2 separate regions of the Mus musculus genome follow, and region 2 is linked to region 1. The links are chromatin loops, found by intact Hi-C in ENCODE. Cell type or tissue: left cerebral cortex. All regions are shown on one strand. Links, peaks and the distances in the headings refer to the core of each region. The heading gives the core; the rest is flanking DNA.

Region 1 (2,817 bases), core at 112-2,611:
AAGTTTTAAAGATATAAAGGGGTCATGGAGAGCAGCTGAGGTTTGGCACTGGGAGCGGCCAGAAAAGGCCATTGGTGAGGGTGCCGCCTCAGTGGCAGTTGAAGGCCCAGAACTGAAGGGGCCTTCACAGAAGTTGAGGCTTGAGTTTTGGAGATGCCAGTACCATGGGATGACTACCAAGAACAGCAGCAGTGGAATGGAGCCAACCAGAGCCTAGAAGACAAGCTGTGTGTACTGCAAAGGGCAAAACTGAAGAAGTGACCCAAGCCCTATGAAGGTGTCCAGAAGATTATGAGTAGATCCTAGACACTGGACAGTTGGAGTTTGATTTTGATTTGACTGTGACTGTGCCCTGATTTTTTTTTTCCTCTTGAAGTAAAAAAGTATTTTACTGGAGTCTACAGTTAAGACTTTGAATCCACAATTCAGACTTTGTCTTAAAAGACTTTGGATTTTAAGAAACTGGCTATTTTAAAGGGACGGGAATTTTAATGTGTTTGAATTTGTAAAAAATGAGGGAGTTTAAAGTTATAGATCTGGAGATGATTAAGAAAGGAAAGATTATAGCTTACTAGTGATGGATGTATGTGTCAAGTTGACACAGGGTCAGTTGTACTGACTGGTTTTATGAGGTAAGAAATGGTAAGAAATACTGTGATTCTCTTACAAAGAGTTCCATTTGTGTAGAGATAAAATAACAGTGTCTTAATGAATCATTAAAATAGATCCTGTTTGTAATAATCTGTATTTTTCACACAAGAAATTTTCAGAGTGTTCAGGTTACAGAACAATACTTCTGCACCAACCTAACAAGGCAGCACTTGTAAGCACTCTCCAACTTGGAGGCACCAGTTTCCATACAGACAATGCTGTGTTGGTCACAGCTTGAATTCAGTGGAGGCTGCAGAGGATTTTATCACTAACCTCAGCCACTTGTGTAACTAAGAGGACAGTAGGGGTGGTCTCTGGTTTCCATGTGCGTTCGAAGGATTGATTAGTGTGCAGCTCTTTAAGTTTGAGTCCATTTTCTTCATTCCAAGTTACTCCTTTTGTCTAGGCAAAAATCCAAGCACTAATTCAAACTAAGAAAAAGAAAAGACAGAAAATACTATCCATTACCTACACTAGCAATTAAGGAGTTATGGAACAGAAAATACTATAGATCCATTTCCTTAATCTACCAACCAAGATACTAAGAATACAGAAAATATTAGCAGGTACAAAGCCAGTTTTATGTTCCAGTTGGTAAATGGGTAAAGATGCTTCCATTTAACCAGCAAGCAGTCAGAGTGCCCACTCTAACACTAGGGGGCACATTCACCTAATCTAGACTCTGAGATAAGTATTCCCAGGCAGTGGAACAGGAAACAAGTTCTTAGGGCTGCTGGTCCAGAGGCTTAGCTGGTGCAGGTTATTTCTAAGTCACTCGTATAAATCTGTCTTCCACCACAAACAAGACATAACTTACAACAGCAAATAGTACCATCTGTGACTACTCCTTTTGTGGAAAAGCTCCCTCCTAAGATTAAGACAGTGACAACTTGTGATGGTTTATATATGCTTGGCCCAGGGAGTGGCACTGTTTGGAGGTGTAGCCTTGTTGGAATAGGTGTGACCTGGTTGCAGTAGGTGTGTCACTGTGGGTGTGGGCTTTAAGTCCCTACTCCTAGCTGCCTGGAAGTCAGTATTCTGCTAGCAGCCTTCAGATGAATATGTAGAACTCTCAGCTTCTCCTGCACCACACCAGCCTGGATGCTGCCATGTTCCTGCCTTGATAATGGACTGAAACTCTGAACCTGTAAGTGAGCCCCAGTTAAATGTTGTCCTTCTGAGAGGTGCCTTGGCCATGGTGTCTGTTTACAGCAGTAAAACCCTAAGACAGAAGTTGGTACCAGGGATTGGGGCACTGCTGTGATAGGCTTGACGATGCTTTTGTTTGGAAGAATGTGGATTTGAGACTTTGGGTTTGGGAAGCCAAGGAATGCTTTAAGTGGGGCTTAATGAGCCAACCTAGTAAAATATGGAAGACTGGTGCTGAGGGTCATTTGAACTGTTTAGGCATGCTAGCCCAAGAGGTTTCAGTGGAGAAGAACTTTAATATGTGGTGAGAGACTGTTTTGTGTTGTTTTGGTGAACGTGGCCATTGTCTGAAAAGACTGCCTAAGACTAAGACTAAAGAGATTTATAATAATTGCATTGACAAAGGAAGTCCCAACAAAGCCCAACAGACTTTGTTCTCTGGTTAAGTCTGATGAAGAACATTTGAACAAATGTAGCAAGCTGAGAAAGGAAAAATACAAAATATAAAGTTTGAGTACTAAAGGGACACCAGGAAGTGAAATGGAGCTGAATCCTGTGCTCAAGGAGATTAATTTGAATTAAGGGAGAAGTGACCTTGGGGCAAGATTCCACCCATCTAAATTTAGGTCCAGGTGTGGTAGTACAAGCCTTTAATCCCAGGAGGCAGAGACAAATAGATATGAGTTGAAGGCCAGCCTAGAACAGAGCAAGTTCTAGGTAAAGAAAAACTTAAATCCAGGCTTGGTGGACCACACCTTTAATCCCAGTGTTTAGAAGAAAGGCATGCAGATCTTTCAAAGTCAGTCTTGCACTAGCAGCCTTCAGATAAAGATGTAGAACTCTTAGCTCTGCCTGCACCATGCCTGTCATGTTCCCACCTTGATGATGATGGACTAAACCTCTGGACCTGTAAGCCAGCCCAATTAAATACTGTTCTTTATAAGTCTTGCCTTGGTCATGGTGTCTGTTCGCAGCAGTAAAACCCTAACTAAGACACAACTCTCTTCCTTAGAACTT
Region 2 (2,817 bases), core at 293-2,792, 200 kb after region 1:
CGTCTCAGGGGCTGATGCCACAGAGGAAGGTTGCTTGATGCTGACCTATCAGGTGATTGTAACAAACGTCCCACTCATGGGGAGGCCCTGATGATGGGCTGTGTATGTGAGAGGTAAAGAACACAGGAGCGTTCCCTGTGAATTCATTCTACTTTCGCTACCATACGTCTGTGGAAGTCACTAGAGAGATGGGTCAAGAGCTGAGACTGGGTGGCCCAGGACTCCAGCACAGCTTCCAGAGAGCGGGATGAAGCCCTGGCAGGCATCCCGTCAAAGCCAGATGGTTCCAGGCCCACAGAGGAATTCGGATATTCACTTGCAAAATGACAAGTTCACATAGAGCTCCAAACAGATATGGCCTTTTTGTCTCACAGGCGGCTTAGTTCAAGAACCAACCTCTCTATATTTAAGAAAAAAGATTTTTAATCTTTTAATCTTTGTAACCCGTCAGGGTCGTTTTCCACAGGGATGGCAGTAATTTCAGAGTGGGAATCAAGGATATAAAAGTACTGACATACAAGTCATAATGTAAACACAGTTTGCAGATGACCTGTATTGACCTATGCACTGTCTCATTAGGAGGGAAAGGTTAAGATATGTGGAAAAGATTTCTCCATAATGTCCTTTGTCCTATAACCAGGGCATTCTTTTTCTTTCTTTTGCCTTCTTGTTATTATCTGGAATCTCATTTAAGTAAGATAGAATATTTTTCAAATTCATAATGAACTGTAACATATACAAACCCCCAAGAGGTAACATGGCCGTAATTGCTAAGAGTGGGCTTAAGGGTCAGAGCTGAGGCTGCCCTGGGTAGGACCGTGTCAGTCCGTGACACAGAGAGATGCAGTGTGGTGAACTATTAGCTAATATGTCAGGATTCTAGAATAAATGCAGAGACAGAGACCCCAAAGGAAAACCTGACCACTAGTCTTTACTTGCAGGGCTGTGGCCTCAGGGCCTATGGTGCTATATGACTGCATCTGTAAGCATCTGCAATGGGTGAACAGGTAACGTGTTTTCACGGGTATCCGTTGTGCTCTCAAACTTCGATCTGTGCGCTCTAACACAAGAGTCCCATTGCCGTCACAGCTCAACTTCTCTGCTGTCCAGTCATCTTTGTTACCCCAACAGGTGACTTGGTGACCCCCAAACTATAGTCATTCTCCAATTCCTTCCTGCTCTTTCCACATACCGAGCAAACTGTTCTTTAATCAGAAATCCCCCAAATTCACTCATTTCTCTCCTCACAAAGATCACATCATTTAAATAATACTGTCAAGTGCTAATAAATCACACTGGTCCCAAGGCACTAAAATTTTCTATCAGGCAGAGCCACCTAGTGGCAGACTGGGATATGTTATTAATTTTCATTTAATTTCTCTCTGATACTAATCTAGACCAAGAGGGTTAGGGTTCTTTGTTTGTTTCTTGCTTTATAAAATGTTCCTCTTAGGCACAATTATTGAAAACCTATCTGTCTGGGCTGTTCCCTCCTTCTGTTTCCTTACCAAACATCTATCTATCCAAGGTAAATAGCTTCCCGATTCAATTTGCTATAATCAGCAAATCTTAGGACTAAGACAAAAGTCAGTTCAACAGCGTCTCTTTGAAACCTCAAGAGCTACTAGGATGCTTTGTGTTTTCCAAAACACGATTCCTGACTGCACATTCCTCCCTGTAAACTGACATATTAAATTGCCAGGCACAAAGAGGTCAAAGAAAATGCTGTGCTGTGCTGTAGACGGGACCCTCTTCCACCCTTCCCCATCCCTGAGAGACATCACAAGTACCTTGGGCTGGGGTTTGGTTCCTTTTCTTCCTTCAAAGTAGGTAAACACTCATAGTCGGCTAAGACAGAAGCAAAGGAAATTCACCGTTAGTCACCAGAATTGCTTTTTCTACCCACAAAACTGACAGAGTTGGGAATAGACTGCGCCTCTGTGCGGCTACCTGTGAAGAAATGGCCCCACTGGGGAGTTCTAGAGGTTCAAAGATTAATGACACCGAGGCTCCTGAAACGGTAAGAGCACGGATCACGCAGATACAGGGCTGCAGTGTTCCGTGCCCCTATTGAAAGGGCACACAATCCATCACTGCTTGCTCAGTCCGTCCTCTGGACGCTCACAGTGTTCTGCAAACCAGAATATGCATCTTGGAAGTGAGACGCAGGACTGAAATGGTGTACCTCAGGTCCTACAGTGCCTGCACGACAGCTCCACAGCAGAAGCGTCAGGAAGGTGGGGAGGGACCTCCTCTTCTTTCTCCTCTACTACATCATGTGTGTGTGTGTCTGTGTGTCTGTGTGTCTGTGTGTGTCTGTGTTTCTGTGTCTGTGTGTTACGCCTGGGTAGCCATATGCACACCCAAGTATGCTCATGTGCTCATTAGCTCTACACCCTAATTTTTGAGGCAGGGTTGCTCACTGACAATTTAACACCCTCTTCTAGACACCATGAATGTACGTGAATGCTAGTAGTTGCACAGACTGTGAACATGCACATAAATAAGTAAGTCTGTCCTAAAAAATACAAACGATTGGAGAGATCATCCAGTGGTCAAGAGGGTTCCTTAATACACAAGCATCAAGGACTTGAGTTCAAATCCCCAGCACCCTTGTAAAAGCCTCGATGTAGCTGTGCATGCACATAAGTCCCCTCAGTGTGTGTGCGCGCGCGTGTGCGTGCATGCACGTGTGTGCACACAAACAGGGGAGTACAGAGTCAGAGACATCTTGCTGTCCAGGCTCAGTGAGGACTTCTCAAAGAGTGTGTTAGAGAGTGGCACCAGATGTTTTTCTCTGCACAGAAGCATACACAC

Evidence for each region. Peaks named below come from ENCODE experiments on the same cell type or tissue, not always from the same donor. Only the 100,000 strongest peaks of a DNase experiment are listed, where the experiment ranks them.
Region 2: it touches region 1 in a loop (4-fold over the local background); 10 of 42 quality-filtered maps call a loop at or near these places.

What each region holds. Positions count from the first base shown.
Region 1 is chr3:84,888,360-84,891,176 of GRCm38, reverse strand. All of the region lies in intron 3 of Fbxw7 (F-box and WD-40 domain protein 7), which reads right to left. Among named protein-coding and RNA genes, the nearest start is that of Gm40080, 11 kb to the right of the region's middle. In left cerebral cortex, for the core only: a CTCF peak has its summit at 1,300 (motif pointing right); a DNase peak (open chromatin) is centred at 1,321.
Region 2 is chr3:84,691,526-84,694,342 of GRCm38, reverse strand. It overlaps Tmem154 (transmembrane protein 154), which reads right to left. Exons shown (of 7, transcript NM_177260.2): 6 at 1,791-1,848. Among named protein-coding and RNA genes, the nearest start is that of Tmem154, 27 kb to the right of the region's middle. In left cerebral cortex, for the core only: a CTCF peak has its summit at 1,343 (motif pointing left); a DNase peak (open chromatin) is centred at 1,341.